Linked DNA regions of Mus musculus: region 2 is linked to region 1. The links are chromatin contacts, found by Hi-C or POLR2A ChIA-PET in ENCODE. All regions are on one chromosome and are shown on one strand. The core of a region is the stretch at or near the end of the contact, and the rest is flanking DNA. Distances in the headings are between cores, read along the strand shown. Region 1 holds the start of Wtip (WT1-interacting protein). Region 2 holds the start of Uba2 (ubiquitin-like modifier activating enzyme 2).

What was found. A loop is a pair of places that touch in the nucleus more often than their neighbours do. ChIA-PET counts read pairs that join two places held with the same protein, here RNA polymerase II (POLR2A).
Region 2: a loop to region 1 is called in a map of heart, with 3 times the contacts of the local background. The contact joins the promoter of Uba2 here to the promoter of Wtip in region 1. A Hi-C loop is called at or near these places in 2 of 37 maps with a recorded cell type or tissue (both heart). POLR2A ChIA-PET finds 5 or more read pairs at or near these places in 3 of 5 experiments (Patski and embryonic stem cell).

The regions. Positions count from the first base shown.
Region 1 is chr7:34,129,386-34,135,373 of GRCm38, reverse strand. It overlaps Wtip (WT1-interacting protein), which reads left to right and starts at 2,106. Exons shown (of 8, transcript NM_207212.2): 1 at 2,106-2,885. The coding sequence starts at 2,315.
Region 2 is chr7:34,164,821-34,171,319 of GRCm38, reverse strand. Uba2 (ubiquitin-like modifier activating enzyme 2) reads left to right here and starts at 2,791. Exons shown (of 17, transcript NM_016682.2): 1 at 2,791-2,947; 2 at 5,835-5,918. The coding sequence starts at 2,810.

The DNA of each region.
Region 1 (5,988 bases), core at 857-3,356:
AAACAACGGATGCCATTTCATAGAAGTTGCGTCTTCTACTATCCCATATTTGGTCATTTTAGGTTGCTTTACTTTTAGGTTTTCTTATTTCTAGAGAAATGGATTTTAGTTGACCCTGGACACTAATGTATCATTTGAATTCTGAAGGTTCTAACTGTGAAAGCTGGACTGAAACATTTACTTGTTTTTATTGGGAGGTGGTGGCAGTTCTTGCTATGCAGCCCAGGCTGGCTTCAAAAGTGATCCTCCTGCTTCAGCCTCCTGATTATAGCCTGGGACAATCATAACCTAGAATAGATGTTTTGAAAGAAATTTCTGCTTATAATTTTATGGTAGTTCAGTAATCTGTGTGTGCACGTTCACATGTGGATGTGCTTGTATACACACAGTGTGTGTATATGGAAGTCTGAGAAGAACTTTGCAGTCTACTCCTGGTGTGTGTGGGTCCAGGGAATGTAATGTGGGTGGTCAGGCATATCAACCAGCCCTGATTTGTGTGTATGTGGCGGCGGTCAGAAGACAACTTTAAGGACCTGGTTCTCTCCTTCTACTGTGGGTTCTGAGGATTGAACTAAATAAGGCATTAGGTATATGTATACAAGTGGTTTTTACCTTCTGGAGGCTTTTCACTGGCCCCCAACATTTTCACTTTTAAATGGCTGATAAATGTGATCAGTGAAATGGGATCACCGGTCAAATGGTTTCTCCTTTCTCATTGGACCATGAGGTGGCTCTCCTGACTGGACATTTGTTCCTCAAATACTTGCTTCCACACCTTGTGTGCATAAGGCAGAGCTGGAATTCCTTAGGTCCTAGGAGGTGCATGTGTGTGTGGGGAGGTTGGAGGGCGGGTTGGGGGGGATGGGCCAGACACTACAGTTTCCCTTCCATCTGGGAAGCAGGTGTCCCAGCTGGCTCTTTGCACAGTGAAGGCCAGGCTTCTGTGCATCTGGGTAGGTCAGTCTGCTGCCAACAAGCTCCCTTCCCCTGGTACTGGGGCATGTTACCATCCCCCTCTGAGAAAAGGGAGTCTGGAAGTGAAGGGCTTTCCTTTAAAACTGTTTTCCTGATTACTGGGACACAACACATGAGGTTTGGTTTTCTTTCCCATGACAGCTCTTGCAGGGTAAGACAGATTTTTGTTTGTTTGTGGGTTTGGGGTAAGATACAATATGGGAGTCTCACGTTCAGCCTGCTTCCTTCTACCAGGGTAACTAACACGGAGAAAAGGAAACAACTGGATTTTCCAAGGCCTAGTGGATACTGGTTCTAAATTGACAATAATTCTGAGAGTCCCCTCACATCGGAAAAAACAAACAAACAAACAAACAAACAAACAAAAAACCCTTAGACTCATTATGGCTCTCCAATTAAAGTAGGGATGCCAGTTGATAAACAGGCTTGTTTTGCTTGCTTGTACATCATGCACGACGTTCATGCCTAGCAGTGGAAGAGGTGGTCAGATTTCTTCGAACTGGAGTTAAGGAGAGTTGTGAACCATCGTGTGGATGCTGAGAACTGAATTTGGGTCCCCTGCAAGAGCAACAAACTCTCCTAACCTCTGAGCCATGGCTCCAGCCTAAAAGAATTTTGGTGGAAGTCACACTTACAATGGGTCCCGGAACTCATCCCGTGATTCTTTTCTAAGTCCCAGAATGTGTAATTGGGACGGTTATACCTAGACTTTGCTAGAATCCTTACACTGTGTTTTGAAACTGCCAGAATTCCCACGTTGGTGTCACATCCATGTGGCACAAAGCAGGCAGCATCAGGCTGTGTTCCTTTAGCAGAGGGCCAGGGAGGAATATGGGGAGGGAGGATGTGGGCTCGGGGCTCAGCCTGGGGGTGGGGGGGGAATCTGGAATGTGCCCTGAGGCCTCGGGGTGGACCAGAGCCTGGGCCACCGCTGTCCCGCCCGCGTCCTCGCGAAGTCTGCGCACCCCTCGGCCGGGCCGTCGCCGCCCCCCCCCACATTCCAGAGGCCGCTGCGCAGTCTCCTTCCTCACATTCCTGACGGGGCAAAGGAGTCCCTCCGTCCCCCCGCCCCCTGCGCGCGGTCTCGAAGCGGAGGGGGCGCGGCCCCGAGCTGCGCGCGCATTCCTCCGCCGCGCGCCTCCGTTCCTCCCTCCCTCCCCGCCACGGCCCCGCGCGAGAGTGCGGCCCACGCCGAGCGACCGCGACCCGGGCCCCGCCCCGCCCCGCGCCCAGGGGTCCCGGGGCGGGCTGCGGGCCGGCGGACGATGCGGCGGCGCTGCCGGAGCGGCGGCGGCGGGCGGCGGAGGCGGAGGTGACGCGCCGCGGCGGGCCGACGGCCATGCAGCGCTCGCGGACGGCCGCGGACGACGCGGCTCTGCTCCTGGCCGGGCTGGGCCTGCGCGAGTCGGAGCCGACCGCCGGCTCCCCAGGGCGCGTGCGGCGCGGGCCGAGGGCCGTGGACGAGGCGGCGCCAGCGTCGGGCCGCCGAGGCAAGGGTGGCTGCGGCGGCCCCGAGGCCGCGCCCGACGTCCCGAGCCGCCCCGAGCGAGGCCCGCGCGCCAGCCTCGCGGGCTCGGACGGCGGCAGCGCGCGCTCGAGCGGTATCAGCCTGGGCTATGACCAGCGCCACGGCCCCGGCCCCGGGCCGCCGTCGGGGGGCAGCGCGCGCTCCAGCGTGTCCAGCCTGGGTTCCCGTGGCTCAGCGGGCGCCTGTGCAGACCTGCTGCCGCCCGGCGTCGGCCCGGCGCCCGCCCGCTCTCCGGAGCCTGCCCAGTTCCCCTTCCCGTTGCCGTCGCTGCCGCTGCCCCCGGGCCGGGAGGGCGGCCCGAGTGCGGCCGAGCGGCGGCTGGAGGCGCTCACGCGGGAACTGGAGCGCGCGCTCGAGGCGCGCACGGCGCGAGACTACTTTGGTGAGCGTGCGCGGGCCAGGGTCTGGGTCGGGGGTCCCGGGGTTCTGGTAAGGGCTGTTCTCCAGCCACGGATGCGGAGATGCCCGGCGCTTCCTGACTTGAGGCGGGGGTGGGGTGGGGGTGGGTGAGGGGTGGGATCCAGACAAAATCAGGCTGATTGACAGCCTAACCTGTTTTCTGGACACTTAAAAAAATGATTATTTACTTAGAGACAAGGTTTCACTCTGTAGCTTAGACTGGCCTGTCTTCCTGCCCCCGACTCTGAAGTTCTAGGAGTAGAGACATATGGACTCTGCAAAAGATTCAGTTAGGTGTATATTGAAAGTACCTCGGGAGGTCAGAAGGTGTCAGATTCCTGGAACTGGAGTCTGGTTGTGAGCAGTATTGGGAACTGAGTCTTCTCCGTTGAGAAGTTGAGTCTTCTGCAAGAGCACCAAGCTCTTACTGCTGACCCATTCTTAAGCTCCTTTGCTGGGCATTCTTCTTCATCCCTAGTATTGCCCCTAATAAAGTTTGATGAAGAGCAGAACGGAAGCGTCTCCCCTTCCAACTGAGGCATGGATAGGGGCAGAAAGATGGGGTTCCCCGGGTACCCCTGAACCTGTGTGACTGAGACTTCAGTGCTGGTAGAGGCTGTAGGTGGAACTGTGTGAGGCTACAGGACCAAGGCAAGCATTCAAGGCTTCTCTGGGCTAGGTCTTATAAACAGGATATTTCCTACAAGAATACCGAGCTAGGGGGGTAGCTCTGTGATAGAGCACTTGCCTATCACTGCCCTAGGTTTGTTTTCCAGCAAGGCAAAGCAAATAAACAAAACCACAAACCAGCCTTACATCTGGTTACACATAGATAGAAAAAATACAAAGAAAAATACGCGTTCAGACGTCACCCTTTAGCTTGGCATGGTTGGTACAGACCTGTGATGCCAGCACTGGGGGTTCAGGAACAGTAGGATAGTTTAAAGCCAGCCTCGTCTACATGTAGTTCCCAAACAGTCAAGGCTACAAAGTCAGACTGTGCTTCAAAAAGTGGCAACAGAAAATAGACTTTATATCATTAAATACCAAAGAAAGGGACTCTGACTCATAACAGCCCTGGTAAAGAAATCACATGCATTAGCAAGGCCCCAAAGTCTCTGATGGCTTTTCTTGGCACAACAGTTAGGTGAGTCAGGTACAGGGAGTGAAGCTGGCTTGGGGATGTGTATGGTTAGCAAGCCTGGGACAGGGCTGGCTGAGTCTGAGCTGTCTCACATTCAGTAGAGCTAGCAGCTCCACGATGCTTTGAAGTAGATCTTAGGGGAGTAGACCTTAGCAGGTCGTGTGGGTGTTTTCCAGGGTGGAGGAAGAAAGTGAGGGTATGAGAAGGTTGTAGCCCAGGATGGTCAAGGGCATGCACGGGCTAGAGTGGTTTGGCTTTGGAATGAGATGCTTGATCTGATGACGTGAGAAGTCAGGATGGGGAATCTGTGGTTTAGCCGAGGTGATGGCTGCTGTAAATGGCCTGGGAGTAGGAGGTGAGTGAAAAACTGACCTTCTGCCAGGAGCCAAATTGAGACATTTCAGCCGGATACTCTCTGTGCTCTTGGTTGAGCATCTGATCATCTTCTGGCCCGTGCACACTTAGAGGCTCAGCATTGGTCTGTCTGTTGGCCCCTGTGGCCACTCTCAAGTCTGCGTATTATGCTGGGTATTTAATGTGAGGGTAAAGACACTATAGCCCAAAACTGCTGGAGGTGAGGATCCTTTCTAAAGAGCACCGAGGGCTCAGCTTTAGCCCTGTTAGCCACACAGGAGACTGCGCTGGCTGATTATAGAGGTTTCCCTCTCTGAATAAGCTCTCATCTAGTGCAAGCTGCTCCAGAATGTGCTCCGGAGCTCAGGACAGCCTTTCCCAAGCCTAAACCCCAAGCATTGGGATTGCAGGTGTGCACAGCACAATCAGCTAGATTATGGGGTGATGAGGATGGAACCTTGGCCTTCATGCATGCAAGGCAAGTACTCAGGCAAATGAACAGTGTCCTCAGTCCCCCTTTTTAGCTAGGGCCTCACTCTGTATGCCAGTCTGACCACCAAGTAACCATCTTCCTGCCTCAGCCTCCTGAATGCTAGGGTCACAGGTTTGAGACGTGATACCTGCTCTAAATGCTAGCTCTCACTCCCTAAACCAAAAATATGCCTTTTTTCTGGTTCTTAAAAATGTGCAATTTCGGTTAAACTATGTGTTTGATATCAGTTGGGGTTTTTGAGTTACAGAAATGGCAGTTTCTAGGTATAGTAAACAAGCATTTGGAAAACTGAAACAGAACCATTATGCGTTCCAGGCCAGCCTGTGCTACAAAATGAGACCTGGACAGCAAAACAGAAAACAAAAATGTGTTCATTTCACTTTTTAAAAATTTAATTTAGAGGCCAGAGTCTTAGCTTAGGTTAGCCTTGAACTCTTTTTGCTACAGCCTTCCAATCGCTGGGAATACAGGCACGTGCCATCCTATCCAGCTTGCAGTTTAAAAAGTTTCAAATCTTTTTTTTTCTCCTTTTTTTTTTTTTAAGATTTATTTATTATTTCTTAAGTACTGTAGCTGACTTCAGACACTCCATAAGAGGGCATCAGATCTCATTACGAATGGTTGTGAGCCACCATGTGGTTGCTGGGAGTTGAACTTGGGACCGGCAGAGGAGCAGTCAGTGCGCTTAATGGCTGAGCCATCTCGCCATCCCTGTTTCAAATCTTTTGACCTGAATAAGCACCTCTTACAGAAGGAAGTCTGACTTCTAAGAACCTTGTCTATAGTGTGTTCTTCTGTCTGTTCCATCCCTAGCTCCCTCCTCCATAGGCTCTGTGTCAGCTGACCTCTTGGTACCCCTGTGTCTTCTCCCCAGTTCTGCTGTCTGATGGAGGCCAACAGCCTCAGGCCCCTGAACTGACCATCTACTGCTAAGGCTCCTAGGCCATACTCTGTGTTTGCTTCTCTTAGCAGCCTTTGGTTCCAGCTCTTCCCACTGTGTGACGTGTGTGTGTGTGTGTGTGTGTGTGTGTGTGTGTAGACACATGAATGCTCTGGCATGTATATATGTGTATAGAGGTCACAGACTTAACTCGT
Region 2 (6,499 bases), core at 1,542-4,041, 35 kb before region 1:
GGGAGGGGGGGCTCCCAGAAAGAACAGGACAGCAAAGATCATAGATTTAGAGGGTGTTGAGTCAGAAGGACTAGAGGGAAATATATGATAGCAGGGTGGAGGATTAGAATTGTCTAACCTTTGAGCTAGCCAAGGCATTTAAAAATAAGCTAGTGTGTGTGTGTGTGTGTGTGTGTGTGTGTGTGTGTGTCTGTGTCTGTGTCTGTGTCTGTGTCTGTGTCTGTGTCTGTGTGTATGTGTGTGTTCCTGGGTGGGTGGCTGCGCCCTTGTATTCCTCCAGGAGCCAAAGAGGCATAGCAAATCTCACTGCTACAAAAAAAAAAAAAAAACATCCAGTCCCCTGGAAAGGGTGTCTGTTAGGTTAGCTTCTGGATGAGGCTTTTCAGAGGTGGGGCCATTCTGACAGAAAGCTCAGCCTATATACAGGAGTGATCTCCACCCTGGAAAGGCCCTCTTGTCCTTCCTACACTTGCAGCATCTGGGTAGCAGCCTAAGAAATCCTCTAGGCCAGCCTGGGTGTGGTTGGTGAGCCAATCAGCTGCATAGAAAGACAGTTCAAACAGGATTTTTCTCTGTTTTTTGTCTTTAGAGTTACTGTTTTCTTTGGTAAGCATGAACTGAGAATCAGAACCACAGACAGATGCACAAAGATACCAAATATGGTGGGTTCAGTGGTTAAGAGCACTGACTGCCCTTGCAGAGGACCATGCTTTTTTTTTTTAGCATCGTCAAGGTAGCTTACAACCATCTTGAGTTCTGGTTCCAGGAGGTCTGAAGCCCTCTTCTGACCTCTCCAGGCTCCTGCATGCACATGATGCACACGCACACATAAAAATAAAAGCCAGGTGGAGAGCTGGTGAGATGGCTCAGTGGGTAAGAACACTGACCGCTCTTCTGAAGGTCCTGAGTTCAAATCCCAGCAACCACATGGCGGCTCACAACCACCTGTAATGAGATCTGATGCCATCTCCTGGTGTGTCTGAAGACAGCTACAGTGTACTTATTTATAATAATAAATAAATTTCTGGGCTGGAGCAAGCAGGGATGGAGCGAGCAGGGCTGACAAGAGTGAGCAGAGGTCCTAAATTCAATTCCCCAAAACCAGTTGAAGGCTCACAATTATCTGTACAGCTACAGTATATACACATACATAAAGTAAATAAATAAATCTTAAAACAAAACAAAACAAAACAAAACTGTTGGGCGGTGGTGGTGCATGCCTTTAATCCCAGCACTTGGGAGGCAGAGACAGGCGGATTTCTGAGTTTGAGGCCAGCCTGGTCTACAAAGTGAGTTCCAGGACAGCCAGGACTATACAGAGAAACCCTGTCTCGATGAAAACAAACAAACAAACAAAACCCTAGGTGGAAAGTGATAGAGTATGATACCCAGAATTCTCCTCTAGCCTGCAGCTGCCAGTGGCCATGGGTTACTGGGTTCCTGAAAGGAAAGCTGGGGATGGATGGGAAGGATGACTAGAGAAATAACAAGCCAAGGCAAAGTTCTCTGAACAAGGCTCAATATAGTCTTAAATTTAAAGGGGGGAGACCCATCCCCCACTTTGTCAGGATCACCTCAGGAAAGCAAGCTCAGCTGTTCTGCAGGTAGCTTCTTGCAGGAAGCTGCAGATGTGGCAGACAAAAGACTTCACCTAGGTCAGAAGACTCCACCCTGGGTGGGCTAGCCTACTGTGGCAGAAACCGGTCTGATTCAGCCAGCTCAAGGCTGGGGGGAAGGGCACACTAGCCTCCACATGTAGTGTGTGTACATGTGGCAGACACACAGGAAACAGTCTCATAACTGATGCTGACTGTACCGGAGTCAGCGTGAATCAGAGAACTTCTTTACAGTCAGTTCCAAGACAGAAAAGTAGAGGAAAATTAGTGTTTCTGTGACCTGATTTCCATCTGAGGCATTCTAGCTCCATGGCTTATCCTCAGAGTGTTACCAGCCATGAATGATTGACAAACAATGGTCAACAGAAGCAAGAGCGTTAGCAGTCATGAGTGGTTGACAAAAGCCACAGTATATTTCATCAATTTGGTGGGTGCAAAAATAATAGCAGTTTTTGCATTGCTGAAAATTTTAATATTGGAATATAGTTGTAAGGTTTATTGTTATTTTTTGTTATGTGTATGAGAATGTATTTGTGAGGATGTAAGCAGTATGTGTGTCTGTTTTCCTGCTGAGGCCAGAAGAGTGTGTTAGATCCCTAGTAGGTGGAGTTACAGGTAGTGTTGAGCTGCCTAATATGAATGCTGACAGCTGAACTCAGGTCCTCTGCAGTAGCAGTATGTGCGCTTAACCTCTGGGCCATCGGTCCAGCTCATGGAGTATATTGATAAATGTGGCTATGTTGTATGTCGTTTAATATGTGTTTCCTGCTTTTTTTTCTTTCTTTCTTTTGTTTTTTCGAGACAGGGTTTCTTCTCTGTGTAGCCCTGGCTGTCCTGGAACTCACTCTGTAGACCATGCTGGCCTCGAACTCAGAAATCCTCCTCGTGTGCCACCACTTCCCGGCCGGGTCATAGCTTTTTTAACCTTTAAATAAAGAGCTTTTGTTGGGAATTCAAACCGAGGTCTTTAGAAGGTGACCCTAGGCATCTCAGGCTGAGAGCTGGTTTGTGTTCCTCTGGAATTGTGTGAGAAGTAATCCCAGGACTCAGGGTGTCGCCTGAGCCCATCCCGGGGCGGGATGGCGGCCGCACTGCGCAGGAGCGGAAGCTGCGCTGCCCTTCCCCCACCGACTTCCGGCTGCCGCTCTGGTTCTCCCGCCTCCGACTGTGAGGCGGCTCGTAGACGTCCCGCCATGGCACTGTCGCGGGGGTTGCCCCGGGAGCTGGCCGAGGCGGTGTCCGGCGGCCGGGTGCTGGTGGTTGGCGCGGGTGGGATCGGCTGTGAGCTGCTCAAGAACCTGGTGCTCACTGGCTTCTCCCACATCGACCTGGTGAGGCCCGGGCTCCGGGTGAATGGCGGTCTGCCTGCGGGGCCCGGTTCCGGGCGGGAGTCAGGGCGGCGCGGCCCGAGAGGCCTGGGGTTAGGATCACCGTGCGGGAAGCGGGTTGGTGGGACGCGGGACTCCGGCTCTCCGGACCTCCTGTTCGCGGCCCTCGGCTCCCTGGGCCTGCGCGCGCCGCCTCCCGAGGCAGTTTCCCCAGTTACACTGGGATGCAAGAAGAGACCCTGTAGATGCTGTGACTTTAATTCAAATATTCTCCAACTTAAAATAACGATCCCGCGGCCGAGCGGTTTGCAGCCACCAGCCACAGCACGCCGGGCGTGCACACGTGCATTCATTCCCGAGTCTGCCACCGGCCCTCAGGTTGCAAGTGCTGTCTGCATCCCGTTTTATTTTTAACAGATGAGGAAAGTGAGACGCTATGAGGTTGAGTAACTTACCCTGGGGGCACGCCGTAAGTGGCTGGTTAGACTCCTTGGGGCTCGCGCTCCTCTGGTCTGGGCATCGTGCAGATCCGTGTTTATGTCATTATAGATACTCCCTGGGGTTTGCAGGATTGGGTGACAGACTGTAATCCGTGCATCGAGAGACTGTAGAACTGGAAGTTTGAGGTCCGCTTGGGCTACGTAGCAACATCTTACCCAAGAAATTAAAAAAAAATTTTTTTTTTTGGTTGTCAGGATTCTTAAGTTTTGCGTTAGCGTAATGTGCAATGACAGGAAACCCCTGTAATTTGTGAATGTGTTGGAGATATTATATGAACCTTGGATGTGAATTGAAGATGCCTTAAGGTTTAACAGAAACACGGGATGAAATTGCAGGTGTCAGGGTTTCAGCTGAGGCAGAATTGGAGGGAAACATTCTTCATTGGTCAGGCTTCACACCCAGTTTTGGTCCATAGAAAATAGTATAATCCATAATATGCTAGTGACGCTTGATGCTATTTTAAGAGTAGATTTTTCAATAGACAGGAGTGAATTGAAAAAGTAAATGCTTGTTCTCTGTTTTAATTTTCTTTGGTTAAATTTTTATAGTGAACTTTGAAGTACAAATGAATATTTCAATGATTATGTTCCATAATTTTCCCATACTACTCTAAACTTTAGAATGTTTGATGATGAGAACATTTTGTTGCTTATGTAAGTTTGTTGAAATAGAATGTAAATGATGTTAATTCTTTTCCCCTTTAAAGTAGCAATTAGATTAAAATTTAATTTTACTTTAAACTTTTTCCTTTATTTTACGTGTATGGGCCATTTGCCTGCATTGTGTCTGTGCCTGGTGCCCCCAGAGGCCAGAAGGGGGCGTTGGATCCCTGGAGCTGGTGTTAGCAATGGCTGTGACTCACCATGTTGAGCCTGAAAATTGAACCCCTGGTCCTATGCAAGAGCAGCCAGCACTCTTAACTGTTTAGCCATCTACGACGGCTCCTAGACTAGATTTTACTTTACTTATTTATTTTACCATACATAGGGCATTTTCTTCAACAGCCCTCAAGTAATCCTGAGTGAATGTGTAGATAAGGAATTAACGTGAGTGTGGTGGCTTACATCTTTAATTCCAGCACTAGGAGGCAGAGGCAGACTGACCTCTGTATTCTGTATGTTCCAGGCCAGCCTGGTCTACAAAGAGAGTTCCAGGGGATCTGAGGCTGTTACACAGAGAAACCATCTCAAAAAAAAAGAAAGAATGAAAGTAACTAACATGCTCCATATTGCTTAATGAGAAATGACATGGCACGGGAAATCAGAAATTATCAGACAGATGGGTGTTTTTTGTGTGTGGAGGCCAGAGGACAACTTCAAGGTTCGTTCTCCCTGGGCATTGTCGAGCAGTTACTGAGGCAGGGTCTCTTTCTACCCTGGAACTCTGCAGATGTACTAGGCTAACTGGCTAGTGAGTCCAGGAATTCCTCCTAGCCCCACTGCCCTGGCTCTGGAATTGCAAAGGCTTGCCACTGTGCCCAGCTTGTTTTAACGTGGCTTTTGAAGTATCAAACTCTGCTCCTTGTAGCTGGCAGTGCAGCCGCTTTTTTTTTTTTTAAGATTTATTTATTTAATATATGTGAGTACAGTGAGTACACTTTAGCTGTCTTCAGACACGCCAGAAGAGGGCATCAGACCCAATTATGGATGGTTGTGAGCCACCATGTGGTTGCTGGGAATTGAACTCAGGACCTCTGGAAGAGCAGCCAGTGCTAGTAACTGCTGAGCCATGTCTCCAGCCCCAGGGCAGCCACTTTACTGCCTTCAATCTCCTTGGCCTAGAAAACTACTTATTTACTGAATTTTGAGGCAGAGTCTCTGTTTGTAGCCCTGGTTGGTCTGGAACTCATTATGGAGACCAGGCTGACCTTCAGCTAACAGGTAACTGATTGCACCACCTTGCCCACCCAGAAAATTTTATTTTATTTTATTTTTTTATTTTTTATTTTTTGGTTTTTTTTCGAGACAGGGTTTCTCTGTGTAGCCCTGGCTGTCCTGGAATTCACTCTGTAGACCAGGCTGGCCTCGAACTCAGAAATCTGCCTGCCCCTGCCTCCCGAGTGCTGGGATCAAAAGGCGTGCGCCACCACACCCGGCTTTTTATATTTTTAATCAAATCTTTTATGATATCTAAGGAATTCCCTGAAATATTTGCATTGATCATGGTTAAATAAACAAAAAAAAATTAGCCATCCTTAATGCATTTTTGAGGTTACCTTTGACTTAAGTGCTGTTCTTCCCGTAATGTTTAAATGCAGTTGTTATCTGGTCAACAATTGGGTGTGAGTTGTCCAGGAAAGCACTGGCTGCAGGTAAGCTCTGGGTTAAGCACAGTGAAGACAGCGGTGTTGCTCAGAAATTGGGATTTACCTCCCTTTCTTTATTTGTAGATTGATCTGGACACTATCGATGTCAGCAACCTCAACAGGCAGTTCTTGTTTCAAAAGAAACATGTGGGAAGATCAAAGGCTCAGGTAACTTCCCCATACTGCAGTTAGGACACTTGACCAAGGTTTCACTTAACAGAGGGAGAGAGTGGGTGAGGCTAGCTCTTTTTATTTTTATTTCTATGATTAACATTTCATTTACTTATTATGGGGCACTTGTGCACATCATTTGCATGGGAATGGAAGTCTGGGGACAACTGGTCTCACCCTCTCCTCCCACCCTTTGGGTTCTGGGGATTGACCAGGCCCCTGAACCTTCACCACACAAGCCTACCTCTTGAATCCCAAAGAGTGAAAAGAATAAGGGAGTGACTCAGGTCACTGGCTATCTGGAAGGAACAAATTGGGATGTCTTTCATATCCTCTTCATATTTAAGTTTGTTCCTTTACATCCCAGGGAGAAAAGATACTATTTTGAATATTTCCCATGGCTTGCAAGGTCAGAGGTCCTGCTGTCCTGTTTTCTGCCAGCGCTCTCCCCTCAACGCCATTGCAATTGTTTTTGTTGTTGTTTTCTCTTGCAGCTCCCTTCCCAGCGGATGTTTTCTGTGTTAACTTGTTTGACTAAGTTCTTCTGTGGCAGCAGCCTGTCCTAAGCTGAGTCACAC